Linked DNA regions of Homo sapiens: region 2 is linked to region 1. Evidence: read pairs that join two places in POLR2A ChIA-PET (ENCODE). Cell type or tissue: GM12878. All regions are shown on one strand.

Region 1 (8,000 bases):
AAGTGCTGGGATTACAGGCGTCAGACACCATGCCTGGCCCTATTTGTGTCTTTTAAAATTTCTTTCAGCATGTTTTATAGTGTTCAGTGTACAAGTCTTTCTTGCTGCTTGGTTAAATTTATTCCTATTTAATTCTTTTTGATGCTATTATAAATGGGATTTTTTTCTTAATTTCCTTTTCTGATTGTCCACTGTTTATGGAAATGCAGCTGACTTTTGTGTGTTGACTTTGTATCCTGCAACTTTGCTGAATTTATTTATTAGTTTGAACAGTTTTTTTCTTGTGGAATCTTCAGGGTTATCTACATATAAGATCATGTCATCCATGAGATAATTTTAGCTTCTTTCTTACCAACCAGGGTATCTTTTCTTTGGTTTTCTTGCTTAATTGCTCTGGCTAGAACTTCCAGTACTACGTCGAATTGAAGTGGTGAATGTAGGTATCCTTGCCTTGTTCCTGATCTTAGAGGATAAGCTTCCAGTCATTCACCATTGAGTATGCTGTCAGCTGTTATCCTAGATGGCCTGTATTGTGTTGCAGTAGTTTCCCTCTATTCCTAGGTGGTTGAGTGTTTTGATCGTGAAAGGGTGTTGAATGTGTGCATGTATTGCATGGTAGCTGGCTGTTGGGGTTTGCTTGGATTTGGGTCTGATCTCTGTGGTAAGAATACTTGATGCGTATTCTCTCATCAGGAGGCATATTATGTCGAGTTCTCTCCCTTTGGGGAATTAGCAGCTATTAAGGCTGTTACTTCCCACTTAGATCCATTATTTCACTGGAAGTTACAAAATAGAGATATTCCAATTCAATGATTTCTTCTTTGTTTGGCAGCTGGAATACTTCTATAAAAGGCAACTTCCCTGTGATGGTGGTTATGCGAATCTACACGATATAAAATTGCGTAGAACTAAACACACACACACACGAGTGCCTGTAAAACTAATGAAGTTGGAACAAGATCTGTGGACTGTGGCAATGCCAGTTTCTTGGTTGTGAAACTATTCTGTAGTTGTGCAAGATGTTACCACTGAGGGTAACGGGGGGAAGGGTACATGGGACCTTTCTGTACTATCTTTTTTGCAACTTCTTGTGAATCTGTGATTTTTTTTTCTTGAGACAGGGTCTCATTCTATCACCCAGGCTACAGTGCAGTGGCACGATCACAGCTCACTTTAGCCTTGACCTCCTGGGTTCAGCCTTCTGAGTAACTGGGACCACAGGTGTACACCAACATGCTGGCTAGTTTTTTTTAATTATATATAGAGAGACAGGGTCTCCCTATGTTGCCCAGGCTGGTCTCAAACTCCTGGGCTCAAGCAGTCTTCCCACCTTGGCCTTCCAAAGTGTTGGGATTACAGGTGTGAGCCACCACACCTGGCCTTACTCTTCTGTTTTTTTCCCCAACCTTTAAAAAATGTTAAAACCATTTTTAGCTCTTAGGTAGTACAGACACAGGAGGCGGGCTGGATTTGGGCCACAGGCAGTAATTTGCCAATCTTTGCCCCAGGGCTAGAAGAGGAATCGTGGGTGGAAGGGCCACAGGCCTCTCCGTGGTGACTGCATCAGTTTGGACCCTCACCTGTTTCCCTAGGGGCCTTCAAGTCACTCCATCTAATGCACTGCTCCTCTAGTTCTGGTCAAAGAACATGTGTGTTCCTTATTATTGACTTAATAAATATTCTTTATGAGAGAAATAGAAAGTATATGCAAACAGCAAGATTTTAAAAGTTACCTATAATCGGCCAGATGCGGTGGCTCATGCTTATAATCCCAGCACTTTAGGAGGCTGAGGTAGGTGGATCACTTGAGGTCAGGAGTTTAAGACCAGCCTGAACAACATGGTGAAACCCCGTCTCTACTGAAAATACAAAATTAGCCAGGCGTGGTGGCAGGGGCCTGTAGTCCCAGCTACTTGGGAGGCTGAGGCAGGAGAATCTCTTGAACCTGGGAGATGGAGGTTGCAGTGAGCGAAGATCGTGCCACTGCACTCTAGCCTGGGCAACAAGAGCAAAACTCCATCTCAAAAAAAAAAAAAAATTTACCTATAATCCTTCCACTTGGAGAGAACCAAAGTTAAGTTAAAACTCTATGTCTATCCTTTAAGATTTTTTTCCTGTATACACATACTGCTAATTTAATTTATAGAGCCACATCTATTGATATGGTTCTGAAATCTGCTTTTCTCAGTTCATGAAGTTATAACAGCATTATTTCTGTTGTAACAAAATACCCAACCAGAAATGGCAGATACAGAACATGTATTGCCCCATGTCATGAGATCCAGAGGGAGGTCAGTTCCAGGACTGGTTAATTAACTGCTCCAGCAGTGTCCTTGACAACATACAAGCCTTCTGTCTTTCTGCTCTGCCATCCTCAGCATGGTGGCAAGGTGTTCCCTCCTGGTCTCCAAATGGCTGCAGCAGGTGGAGGCATTACATCCTCAAGTAATGGGAGGCAAAGGTCAGACAATGGGAAGAGAACATGTCCCTTCCTTGAGTGTCTTTTTGAGAGTAAGGAAAGTTTTAGAAATTCCTCAAAAGATTGCTTCAGGCCAGGCGCGGTGGCTCACACCTGTAATCCCAGCACTTTGGGAGGCCGAGGTGGGCGGATCACCTGGGGTCAGGAGTTCGAGACCAGCCTGGCCAACAGGGCAAAACCCCATCACTACTAAAAATACAAAAATTAGCTGGGCATGGTGACGGGCACCTGTAATCCCAGCTACTCAGGAGGCTGAGACAGGAGAATCGCTTGAACCCACGAGGCGAAGATTGCAGTGGCCGTGAGCTGAGATGGTGCCACTGCACTCCAGCCTGGGCGACAGAGCGAGACTTCGTTTTTTTTTGTTTTGTTTTGTTTTGTTTTGTTTTTTTTAATCGCTTCATTCTCCTGCCAAATAAGGTCACAGACCCATTCCTCAGCCAATCTCAGACAAGTAGAGGGAATGACCAGGAACAACCTGAACCGAGAACTGGCTCTGTTTCCCCTTGAAGCATACAGTCACCCATTACACGAACCACATGGGTTCTCTTAGCAAAGACAACAGGGCTCGGGGAAGAAGTGGTGGTTGAAAGGAACCACCAGGTCTTCCATATTAGGGATGAATGGGTGCGCGCTGGAGTGCCAGTATGTGTATTTGTATAAAAGGATGTACTAAAATTTCTACTTTCGTTTTTAGTCATTTTAAAATCTCAAACAGCATTTAAGGAGAGGGTGAAATGTTTCTCTCTCCCTAAAGGTGGTAAAATGCTGGTCTGATAACATTCTAAACATTTTTCCACATCCTTAGAATCTTGAGCTGTTGGTAAATATTCTATCATCATTTATCTCACCAGTCCCTCATTCATGGACAAGGAAGTTGTTTTCCATTTATCCTCATTCAGATATTGCCGGGATGACCATTCTTGGAGTGCGGTTTTCATGCACTTTCCTTTTGCCCCATGAGTGGAACTGCTGGGCCGTTTTCAGGCTTTGGAGAGCTGTCACCACAGTGTCCTCTGGAGAGTGTGAGCCAGCTGCCCTCCCACCAGCAGATAGGAGCGTATGGCTCATCTTCGCCACAAAATGAACCAACTACATTTTTGTGCCCTTTTTTTTCTGTAAGCAAAGACTTATTTTCTTCCCCATTTACATCAGGGTATTAGCTGGCAGCTGCCTGTATGCGCAGAGGTTCCTTCTGTCCCCAGCACCAGACTGGTCCCAACTGATGCTAAGACCCCCCAGGTCTGCCAGGCGGCCTCCCCAGGCAGGGGGAGTGTGGCTGATGCCTGCCTGCTCTCCTGCAGGTCCATAAATATTCACAAAGAGGACCCTCATTTACGGGGCACTTACTGTCACCCAGGGCCTTGAGATGACTGTACTGGCCCCTGGCCCCTGACCCCCACTGCCCTTCATGTCTCACATCTTCTCTGGCTAGAGCCAGAGGGCTGTGTTGTCCCTTGCTTGGGGTGGGGGGGTTGCCTCCAAGAGGCAGTGGGGCCCCGCTCCAGGCCAGCTTCATTCCCCTAGTGCCCTGTGGAATAATAAGCGGGGGTTACAGGACCCTCAACTTTGTGTGTGACCCTCCAACCCCCCGCCAGCTTTCTAGCCTCTAAGGAAAATATTTCTTGCCTCGATTGCTCCCCTCTACCCTGAGAGCTTTTTTTAGGAGTTGAGAAGGTTGAAATACAAATGAAACATACCCTGTTCCGTGGGAACGAGGTGCCCACTCAGGACCACCCCCCACCTTTGCTGCCAGCACTCCGTTCCGTCCCAGCTGACACTCTGCTCAGCACAGCGCAGCTCCACTTCCCAGCCGCCCTCGCAGGCAGGGCTGGCCTGGAAAATTCTGCTGTTAGCCAGAGTCCTTATCACTCTCGTGGTGCCTCCCTGACACTGAGGCCAAGTGTCAGCTACCACTTCTCATCACACTTGCAGTTTTTATTATGGTGGAGAAATATTTCTCTGAATCTGGGTTTCCACCAAAAGCGGGCCACGGGGAGCCCACTGTGGCCTCGGGAGTCTCCCCTGGGGTGGGCTGAAGCACAGTGTGGGAAGGAACCAGGAAACTCAGCTCTTGCCCCCTGGCTGGGGCCAGGACAGCTTCTCCTGACTGGTTTCATTTTACATCACATGCATTTTTGGTTCGTGCCTGTTACCTTCAGCAGCTTGGATGCCTTTGGAAGTACGTGGGGGTATAGATGAACTCACGACCCTTCTTGCCCCACATGCCACCACTTCTGATCAGAGGCTATGGATGCCCCCGCTCCTGCGGCAGGGCAGGTTCAGTGACAGAATTTCCCCATTTCACCATCAGGCAAAGGCCTGTGGGGGACTGATCTGTAAGCCCCGAGCAGGAGGTCAGGCGGCCCTGCAGCCTGGGCGAACAGCCAGCGAACCCAGGGAGGAAGGGCTCCCAGCATCGTGAGGAGAAGCTGAGCCTGGCTGGGGGCTGAGCTTCACATGCTCCTCACTGAGGGCCAAAGGTAGGAACCAGACGCAGGCCAGCCTGACCCAGCCCTGCTCCTAAGCACTGTACTTCCTGGTGACATGGCTGCCACCGGCCCAGGGGCTGGGTAGCTGTGTGCCACAGAGCCCAGTCTAGGAGGTGTGACCTGTGCATCTGCAAAGCCACCTGAACATGAACACAGACACTGGCTCCAATTCAGCAGCATACACTTTATTTCTAAATAGGCATCCAGTGACACGACTGTTCATACATCTATTCCTGACTCCCTTAAAGAGTCCAACGAGATGACGCAGGGGCTCCTGCATGGCAGCCACAGGTCCCCCATCTCTGACCCGCCTTCCCCTCCCAGCCCAAAGCCCCACCAAGAAGAGCAGCACATCACTGCTCAGGAAACAGGGGCCTAACAGGGGCCTCTTGCAGCTCACTTGGGGGAGAAAAATGAGTAAGTCTGGCCTTCATAATGCTTCTTAAAACAAAAACCCAGCACTCGTCATTTTTACAAAGGAAATGATGAAAAGGAATGTAAGATTCACATCCATCTTGAGGACAATTCAAGCTTCGTCATTTTGAGGACGATTCAAGATTTGCAGATCCTTACTTGGAGAAACCGTCAAAGCCTTTGGTGTAAGCCAGGCCATGCCCACCATGCAGGTGGAAGCAGGGAGGCCTCCCCATCCCAGCCTGAGGCTCTGGTTCCGCAGGGCTGGCAGCTGACTTTTGACCACGGATGCACATCTTCCCATCCAATCACAGGCCCACTGCTCACCAGCACTTCGCGCTCACTCCGAAGCCAGTGAAGCCCCCGCAGAGCAGCCGGGGAGACCAACTCAAGGGCACCAGAGGCCACAGCAAGAAAATAGCTCGGGAGAGGGGGATGGGATGGGGCAGGGGGTGTGTGTTAGTCTTCCTCCTTCTGTTACATGCCTGGTAACAGTGAAGCCCCTCAATGTCTAACTGTTGGACAACTGTTTGGGAAACGGCAGGAGACTAAATGGAAGGGGGCTGGCTCTTTATTCTCGAGGCCTTTATCTTGACTGTGAGATGGAGGGCGTGAAATGGAGGGCGTTAGACAGAGGACCCGGGGCTGTGGAGATGCCTTCCCGAGGACTCTGCTTCATGACTCCGCATCAGGAAGCTCAGGGTTTCCTACCCGCCCCCAGCAAGGGCAGCAAACACTGGCTCTCACTCGGCAGGGAATGCGGGGGGTGGAGGGGGGCCTTTTCTCTTCTGCATGTGAAATCCTTGTCAGTGGCAGCAAACGGCCACTGAGCTTCTCCCCACACAGGAATCAGGCAGCAGTTCCAGCCCTGAGCCACCCCAGGCCACACCCACACCCCAGCCTGCCCCATCCTCAGCAGAAGTGGCCTGGCCTCGGCTACCCTGCTGAGGACTCTCCAAGCATGTGCGCCCTGCGGGAACACGGACCTGAGACTTCATGAGGCCAAGCCCTGCCGATGGCACCTTTGCCAAAGGTTTTAAGAAGGGTCCCCAGTCACCCATCTTTCAGCATTCCATGGCACACAAAGGAATCCTGTGGGCTAACCTGGGCGACTCTGGCGCTCAGGCCTACCCCTTGGCCTCATGCCAGCCAGCCCAGCCCAGCTCACCCACTGTGAAGAGGGGTGGCTGGCTTAGGGTAGGGGCCGAGAGGGCTTCAGTTCTGCCTCTGGACAGTGTGTCTGACCTCCAGATGATGGAACTGAGCCACCCTTAGCCTGGCCCTGGCCCATCCCCCTGCACACTTATCTCGGGGACCTAGAAGCCAGCCCTTTTCCCTGCGAGACCCCACACAAGCCACGGGGTGGTTGTTCCGAGGGGTCATAACAACTACAGGCTGCAGAAAGCATGGGATTCATTCCAAGAACTCGTTCCACACAGCAGTGCCTGTGGTGGAGGGGCTGCTGGCTAAAGGGCTGGTTTCCTCCAGCGCTCCCTGGCTCCAGCCTTCACTCATCCTGAAGTATTCCTCCTACACGCCACAGTTCTCCTGTACCATGGCCTAGACCCAGAAGAAAATAAATACACACGCAGGAAGATATAGTTAAGCTGCGTATTTTTATATCTTCTATGCATTCACTGCCCCAAATAGAATTATTGGGTGTGCTAAAGGTAGACAGCAGCAATTTGTTATTCTCAGGCAAAAAAAACTGACCCAGAAAAACAGACTTCTATGGCCTTTTGTTACCAAGGTGAGCCAAGATTGCCAAGGAACACGGGGTGCCCTCATCTCTTGGGGGCACTCTCCCAGGCTGCTGACCTCACCTGGCCGACAGGGGGCAGAAGAGGCTCAGAGGAGATCGAGGCAGGTGCTGGTACCTCCTGGGAACGGTCCCGCCACCCCCTTTGCCCCCAACAAATCCTGGGGCCCCTCCACCAAGCCCCACATGCTCTTCCGCCACAGCATCGTTTTCAAGTCTCAGCTCAAAGTGTGAGGCCAGGTGTGACCTGGCTGGGGCTATCACACCTGGTGACGAGGGGGCAGACGGAAATGGGATCTGACTCTTTTCATTGCTTTATCTGTGAATTTAAGATTAGGAAAGAAAGAAATCCTGGCAAACTGAGTTTGCAAAACAACTTACATCTGGGAGATGGGACCCTAAACTTCAGGGGAGAGTGAGTTCTGGCAGGGGTGCGAGAACAATCTGGTCTCAGATCCCTGCCCGCACTCGCCCAGGGGCAGGCAAAGGTCCCTACCCTCTGACTTCCTCTCTTCTCCACTAAAAGGAAATGGTGGAAACCAAAATTAAGCAAGGCAATGGCTCAAATTATGGGGTTGAGAAATTAAAAAAGATCATATTTTAGCTCTATCAAGTACACATTTACTTTTCATGCAAAAAGTAAACAGTGTGCTTCCTGCTTGGCTGGCCTGCTCTGACTTCAGGGTCAAGGCGAGGTGGTAGGATCGGGCCTGGCCTCTCATTCCTGGCACAGAGGAACCTGGAAGGTCCTGAGGTCAGTCCCTCCTGACATCTGGAGCCACACTGCCTGAGGTGGAAGAGATGGAGATGTGCTTGCTCTAGCCCAGGGTCCATGCTGGCCCATGTGGGCCCACTG
Region 2 (8,000 bases), 170 kb after region 1:
ATATCTGTTGTTTTTGCCTGCCCAGCAACAATTCCACTTGAATAATTGCACTTTGATTTCCCCTCGGGGAGCCACCCCTCCCTACATCAACCTTGTGGTTCACAGGAAGCTGATCTTGCTTCCTGGCTCCAGGGTGGGGGCAGGTTGGGGAGTGGGTATGTGACCACTTCTGTCCAATCAGCACACTCCATCCCTTTAATCACAGGGATCGGTTCGGGGAGGAACATATGAATGAAGCCAGACCAATGAGACTTTATTATAAAATTTCTTTTTTTTGGCTAAGTGACTGGGCTGGGGAATGGAAGCCTGGAGCAGCTGAGAATAAGCTGGTCAGGAGGAACACATGAATCTGATGAAACCAACTCAGAGGGAAGCAGAACTAAGATATTGAGAGAAACTAAGGCTGCTGATATCATGTGAGCCCCCCAGCTATGCCTGACTAATACACTACATCAAGAGAGTATTTCACAAGCCTGAGAGCCACTGTCCCAGGGAGCTTATAGCAGCTTTATTCCTAGTATCCTCTAACTAGAAACGATCCAAATGCCAGATGACAGCAGTTGACTGGAAAGTAAACTATGGTGTATTCACACAACAGGATACTATTCAGCAATTAAAATGAATGGTTTTACAATCTCACTCATCGGTATGCATGAATCTCACAAACATGGTGAGCAAACGGAGCCAGACAGAACAGCACAGGTCCTCCTCAACATACAGAGGAGCTACATCTTGCTAAACCCATTGTGAGCTGAAAATACCGTAAATTGAAAATGCATTAATCCACCTAACCTACCAAACATCTTAGTTTAGCCTAGTCCACCTTAAATGTGCTCGGAACACTTATATTAGCCTAAAGTTGGGTAAAATTAACACAATGCCTATTTTATAATCAAGTGTTGAATATCTCATATCATTTATTGAACACTGTACTGAAACTGAAAAACAGAGTGGTTGTATAGGTACTTGAAGTCCAGTTTCTTTCTTTTTTTTTTTTTTTGTGAGATGAAGTCTTGTTCTCTCACCCAGGCTGGAGTGCAGTGGGGCAGTCTCGGCTCATAGCTACCTCGCCTCCTGGGTTCAAGCTAATCTCCTGCCTCAGCCTCCCAAGTAGCTAGGATTACAGGTGCGCACCACCATGCCTGGCTAATTTTTTGTATTTTCAGTAGAGATGGGGCTTCACCATGTTGACCAGGCTGGTCTTAAACTCCTGACCTCAAGTGATCCACCCGCCTCGGCCTGCAAAAGTGCTGGGATTACAGGCATGAGCCACTGCGCCCGGCCTTCTTGAAGTCCAGTTTCTACTGAATATGTATCACTTTCTCACCATCATGAAATCAAAAAGTGGTATGTCAAACTATCATAAATTGGAGACCATGTACATCATATACATACACATATCATATACATATACATACCTATACATATGTGATGTACATGTATACATCATATCATGTCCTTATTTCTTGATGTGAATGTTGGTTAAATGGGTAATTCCATTTGTAAAAATTTAGCAAACTATACTTTTGTTACAATGTGTATTTTTCTGTATGTGTGCTATGATTCAATTAAAATTAAAAAAACACACTTGTAAAAACCTCAGCAGATGCAAAACTGGGGAAGGAAAGAAAGGCAGGTTAGGACTAGGTGAATTCAAGAGTCAAACTATATCATTAGGACTCAATTTCTCTTTGCTGTTTGTATCAGTCTGTTTATATGCTCATTTCATTCTCAGGTTCCACATGTTGATAAAACAGTTGCCATTGCTGTGGCCTCACAACCTGTCATGTTTATGTCTAGCATGAAAGAGAAAGTTGGCCTCTCCAAAGGCACAAAGAAAGCTGGACATTTAGCATCATTGGCTCTGGCTGGTCTGCTCAGCCCTGAACCAATCACTGTTGCAAAAGGAATATAATATTCTGACTGGCCAGGCTAGTTCATATCATGTCTGGAGATGGAAATGGAGTTAACAACCTCAGAGAACCACATAGACTGAAAACAAGGAGAGAAGGAAATCTGGCTGTTTCAGAAGTCAAGTGAATGGATGCTGGGTGACTAAAAAATTCAGTAAATACCTGGTCCCTAGATGGCAGTGGCATCATCATTATTATCATCATAATTTTCTCTTAGCATCTAGAAAAATGTCTGGCATCTAGTTTGGTACTTGATAAATATTATTATTTTTTCTTTTTTTTGAGACAGAGTCTCACTCTATCACCCAGGCTGGAGTGCAGTGGGGCGACCTTGGCTCACTGCAACCTCTGCCTTCCAGATTCAAGCGATTCCCATGCCTCAGCCTCCCGAGTACCTGGGATTACCGGCACCTGCCGCTACACCTGGCTAATTATATATATATATATATTTTTTTGTATTTTTAGTGGAGATGGGATTTCACCATGTAGGCCAGGCTGGTCTCAAACTCCTGACCTCAAGTGATCTGCCTGTCTTGGCCTCCCAAAGTGCTGGGATTACAGGTGTGAGCCACCATGCCCGGCCAGTACTTGATAAATACTAATATCTGTTGAATGAGAGAATGAGTTATATCAGGCAATACTAGGAGCAATCTTGTCATGCCTTAGGCCTTCCTCTACAGGATAGGAAAGACTGAGGAGAATTTAGAGAAGGGATATAAGTCAGTTTTTATTTTTTATTTTTATTATTATTATTATTTTTTGAAACAGAGTTTCACTGTTGTCGCCGAGGCTAGAGTGTGATGGTGTGATCTCAGCTCATTGCAACCTCTGCCTCAGCCTCCTGAGTAGCTGGAATTACAGGCGCCGGCCACCACGCCCAGCTAATTTTTGTATTTTTCGTAGAGACGGGGTTTCACCACATTGGCCAAGCTGGTCTTGAACTCCTGGCCTCAGGTGATCTGCCCGCCTTGGCCTCCCAAAGTGCTGGGATTACAGGCGTGAGCCACCATGCCCGGGTTATTTTATTTTATTTTTAATTTTTTAATTATTTTAGAGGCAGGGTCTCATAATGTTGCCTAGGCTGGAGTGCGGTGGCTATTCACAGGCGCAATCCCACAACTAATCAACACTGGAGTTTTGACCTGCTCCATTTCCAACCTGGGCTGGTTCATCCCTCCTTAGACAACCTGGTGGTCCCCCCATCCTGGGAGGTTGCTGTATTGATGCCGAACTTAGTGCAGACACCCAAATGACATAGTACACTACAACACAGAACTCTTGGACTCAAGTGATCCTCCTGTCTCAGCCCCCCGAGTAGGTGGGACTACAGGCTCATGCTACCGCGCCTGGCTATAAGTCAGTTTTTTTTGACAGCAAAGACATAGTCCTGTACAGAATCAAAGCTCTTGGAGGCCTTTGCTAACTTTTACCTTACTCTCTCTCTTCAGAGGGGATTGGTGGCAGAAGGACCAAACCCTGGAAAATTCTGATTACAGTAACGGTGGGTGAAGCAGGAAATAAAGGAAGCCCTCCTTCACTGCTGCTAGGAATATAAATTGCTACAAGCATTTTTGAGAACAATTTGGAAAATAGTAAAGCAGAAGATATGCATACCTCACCTGTTCACCAAATCCTCTCTTGTAAACCATGTGACCTGGAGACATTTTTGCCACATGCACAAATTACATACAGACGCGTGTTGAGCCAGTTGCAGTGGCTCATGCCTGTAATTCCAACACTTTGGGAGGCCGAGGCAGGGGGCTGCGGGGAATCACTTGAGGTCAGGAGTTCGAGACCCGCCTGGACGACACGACGAAACCCTGTCTCTATTAAAAATACGAAAATTAGCTGGGCGTGGTGGCGTGCACCTGTAATCTCAGCTACTTGGGAGACTGAGGCAGGAGAATCACTTGAAGCCAGGAGGCAAAGGTTGCAGTGAGCTGAGATTGCACCACTGCACTTCAGCCTGGGTAAAAAAGCAAGACTCCCTCTCAAAAAAAAAAAAAAAAAAAAGCGTGTTGCTCCAGTTACTACTGCTGCAGCATAACAAATTATCCCAAATTTAGTTGTGTAAAACAATAACCATTTTATCATTTTGGAAAGGGCACAGTGGGACAGCTTGTCTGGGGCTTTAGATGGGAAGGTTTAAAGGGTGAGGATGACTTGACAGCTGGGAGTTGGGACATCTAAAGCCTTGTTCTCTGACATGCTTGGTGGCTGATGCTGGCTGTCATCTGGAACCTCTGCCAGGGCTGCTGACCAGAGCATCTGTATGTGGCCTCTCCACTTGGCCTGGGCTTCTTCACAGCATAGGGGTTCCAGGCTCCAAAGGTGAGTGTCCCAGTGATCAAGTCAGAAGCTGCATTGCCTCACAAATTGTGCAGCATCATTTCCATCTTTTTTTTTTTTTTTTTTTTTTTTTTTTTTGAGACAGAGTCTCACTTACTCTGTCTCCCAGGCTGGAGTGCAGTAGGGCAATCTCAGAATCTCGGCTCACTGCAACCTCCACCTGCCAGGTTCAAGCTATTCTCTCACCTCAGCCTCCTAAGTAGCTGGGATTACAGGCATGCACCACCACGCTTGGGCTAATTTTTGTATTTTTAGTAGAGATGGGGTTTCACCATGCCAGCCAGGTTGGTCTTGAACTCCTGACCTCAGATGATCCACCTGCCTCAGCCTCCCAAAGTGCTGGGATGACAGACATGAGCCACTATACCTGGCCATTTTCATCTTTTTATTGGTTATAGATGATTCACAATCCCACCCAGATTCACAGGAAGAGGAATTAGAGAAAGTTCTAGAAGAGCATGAGGACAGGAAATATTGTTGAGGGCATCTTTGGAAAATACATTCTGCCACACGCATACATCGCAGTCATGTTTGTGCCTGTCCACCATCCCTTATCCAAAGCCGTTGGGGCTAAACGTGTTTTGAATTTTAGAAATTCTTAGAATTTTGAGGCCGGGCGTGGTGGCTCATGCCTGTAATCCCAGCACTTTGGGAGGCCGAGGTGGGTGGATCACCTGAGGTTGGGAGTTAGAGACCAGCCTGACCAATATGGTGAAACCCTGTCTCTACTAAAAATGCAAAATTAGCCGGGCATGGTGGTCCATGCCTGTAATCCCAGCTACTTAGGAGGCTGAGGCAGGAGAATTGCTTGAATCTGGGAGGCGGAGGTTGCGGTGAGCCGAGATCAGGCCATTGCACTCCAGCCTGGGCAAAAAGAGTGAAACTCCGTCTCAAAAAAGAAAAAAAAAAAGAAATTCTTAGAATTTTGAAAGACAATATGGTGCATTCATGAAATCTCCTATCATACCCCTTGAGAGGACTGGTTCATCCTGTAAGCAAAAATCTAAACTCGGTATGGTGGCCCATGCCTGTAGTACCAGCTGTTCAGGAGGCTGAGGCAGGAGGATCGATTGAGCCCAGGAGGTTGATGCTGCAGTGAGCTGTGATTGCGCCTCTGCACTCCAGCCTGGGCGACAGAGGGAGACCCTGTCTCAAAAAAAAAAAAAAAAACAAAACAAAACAAAACAAAAAAAAAAACACTAAATATTTCCTCAGTGGAACATATGAATATTCACATTAAGTGGCATAATGATTATAAATAGCTTTCTGTCTATTCAGGTCAGGTTTTGCCACTAAAGAAGTTCAAATCAGGTCAGATCTTGCTGCTAAATAAATTATAAAAAGCCTTCCATTTTTAGGTTTCCTGGAATTTGAATTGTAGCTAAGGATTTATGGACCAGTATGAGGAAAAAATTGGAACAAACTTAAATAGACATCATTAGGAAAAAGGATTTTAAAAGGTGAGGCCAAGTTATATGATAAAATATTACACAGCAGTGAAAATGAATAAACTTGAGCCACATGTATCATTATGGAAATATCTTATAAAAATAATGTCAGGAGAAAGCAAGTTGCAGAACGGTATATTTATGATAAGTAAGGATAGGCCAGGTTTTCTGTATTAAAAATAGCCCTTGGCCTGGCGCGGTGGCTCATGCCTATAATTCCAGCACTTTGGGCGGCCGAGGCGGGCAGATCACTTGAGGTCAGGAGTTGGAGACCAGCATGGCCAAGATGGTGAAACCCTGTCTCTACTAAAAATACAATAATTAGCTGAGCATGGTGGTGCACGCCTGTAGTCCCAGCTACTTGGGAGGCTGAGGCAGGAGAATCACTTGAACCCAGGAGGCAGAGGTTGCAATGAGTTGAGATCATGCCACTGCACTCCAGCCTGGGCAACAGAGCAAGACTTGTCTCAAAAAAAAAAAGCCCCTATATCTCAGAGGCTTTATTTATTGCTCATGCTACGTGTCATTGTTGGCAAAATGGAGTTGGGAGCATCTCCTCCTCATTCTGGAACTTAGCTGGTGGGTGGCTGCTCTGAACAACATTGATGGTTATTTGATAGAAGGAAAAGTAGAGGGAAGGATGCACCGGCTTTTTTTATTTTTATTTTTTTTCTTGAGACGGAGTTTTGTTCTTTATTGCCCAGGCTGGAGTCCAGTGGCACGATCTCAGCTCACTACAACCTCCGCCTCCTGGGTTCAAGTGATTCTCCTGTCTCAGTCTCCCGAGTAGCTGGGATTACAGGTGCCCACCACCACACCTGGCTAATTTTTGTATTTTTAGTAGAGACGGGGTTTCACCATGTTGGCCAGGCTGGTCTCAAACTCTTGACCTCAGGTGACCTGCCCATCTCAGCCTTCCAAAGTGCTGGGATTACAGGCATGAGCCACCATGCCCTGCCGGATTGTTTTCTTTATGTGTGTGATTTCAGCTAGCCTGCAATTGGGTGTTGACAAGCACAAGAGGCCCAACCTGTGCTCTCCTGAGATTTCACCAAGGACCTCCCTTTCTTTAGGCCACTCCCCTGCGCTAAAACCTTCAAGGGCTCTCTATGGCTCAGAGGAAAAAGTTAAGAATAGTGATGGCTCCCATGGATTGAGCACTTCCTACATATCAGGCCCTTTATAGAGATACTATTTGTAATCTGTGCACAATCCTAGAAAGAAGGAACTGTCTGATCTCCATTTTACAGATGCGGAAATGGAGGTTCCGAGAGGTGAAGTGACTTGCCAAGATGACAGAGTGAGGGCAGGGAGGAAGGAAGACTGGCAGCCAGATCCATCTAATTCCAGGGCCCATGCTGAGCCACAGGGTCAGGCCTCACTCCTCCAGCCTCACCCCTCACCTCTTTCTTTTCCTTGGCAGGACTAGCTGCTCCAACCAGGCAGGCCTCTTCTCACTGCCCCTTGAGCAAACCTGTCTCAATGTCCCTTCAAAGACCATCTAGAATCTCACAGAACACCTTTTCCTACTGCCAGCCATGCTGAGTCCTGCCCTTATGACAGTGTCCCTCAGTTAGTCACTTTCCTGTAGCTCATATGTCACTAGGCTGCAAGAATGTCTTAGTCATCTTTGCATCTGCCATGCCCAGCACACAGTCACTGCACACCTGTCGTCCTTCAACAATTATTCAGCGCCTACTGGCTGCTGAGCACTGTGCTAGGTGCAAGGATACAGCAGAGAGTGAAACCAAATCCCTGCTCTCGTGAAGTTTACATTCTGATCTGGGAGAAGAAAATGAACAAGTAAACGCGTATATGTATAGTAGAATGTCAGGGGATAAAAAGTGCTATGGAGAAAAATCAAGCTGAGGAAGGCTATGGATAGAGAGTGCTGGGATGGGGAGAAGAAAGCTACTTTAGAGGAAAGGTCTTTTTGAGACGGTAACATTTGAGCAGAGATTAGAATACAGTGAGTTTGTCTGAGGAGCTGAATAGTCAAATGAATATATAATGAATACATGCTTTAGTGAGTTGGAAACCTAACTTGGAGATGAAAAAGTAGTGTGGAGGAAGGAGTTTGAGGTAGGGATCCCTGGATACTCCTGACATACTTCTTTTTCTTCCATTTAAAAACATAAACTGCCGGAGGCGGTGGCTCATGCCTGTAATCCCAGCACTTTGGGAGGTCGAGGCAGGCAGATTACCTGAGGTCAGGAGTTCGAGACCAGTCTGACCAACATGGTGAAACCCTGTCTCTACTAAAAATGCAAAATTAGCCGGGCATGGTGGC

Evidence for each region. Peaks named below come from ENCODE experiments on the same cell type or tissue, not always from the same donor. Only the 100,000 strongest peaks of a DNase experiment are listed, where the experiment ranks them.
Region 2: POLR2A ChIA-PET joins it to region 1 with 6 read pairs; 2 of 35 experiments call an interaction of 5 or more read pairs at or near these places.

Annotation. Positions count from the first base shown.
Region 1 is chr20:49,889,378-49,897,377 of GRCh38, reverse strand. SLC9A8 (solute carrier family 9 member A8) reads right to left here. Exons shown (of 16, transcript NM_015266.3): 16 at 5,136-8,000. Among named protein-coding and RNA genes, the nearest start is that of SPATA2, 22 kb to the left of the region's middle. RefSeq lists enhancers at 2,642-2,811, 6,443-6,612, 7,687-8,000. In GM12878, a CTCF peak has its summit at 7,214 (motif pointing right); DNase peaks (open chromatin) are centred at 3,007 and 3,428; H3K4me3 peaks cover 996 bases; H3K27ac peaks cover 1,549 bases.
Region 2 is chr20:49,717,213-49,725,212 of GRCh38, reverse strand. It overlaps the pseudogene RN7SL197P. Among named protein-coding and RNA genes, the nearest start is that of B4GALT5, 7.3 kb to the right of the region's middle. In GM12878, a CTCF peak has its summit at 2,073 (motif pointing right); no DNase peak of the experiment used is centred here.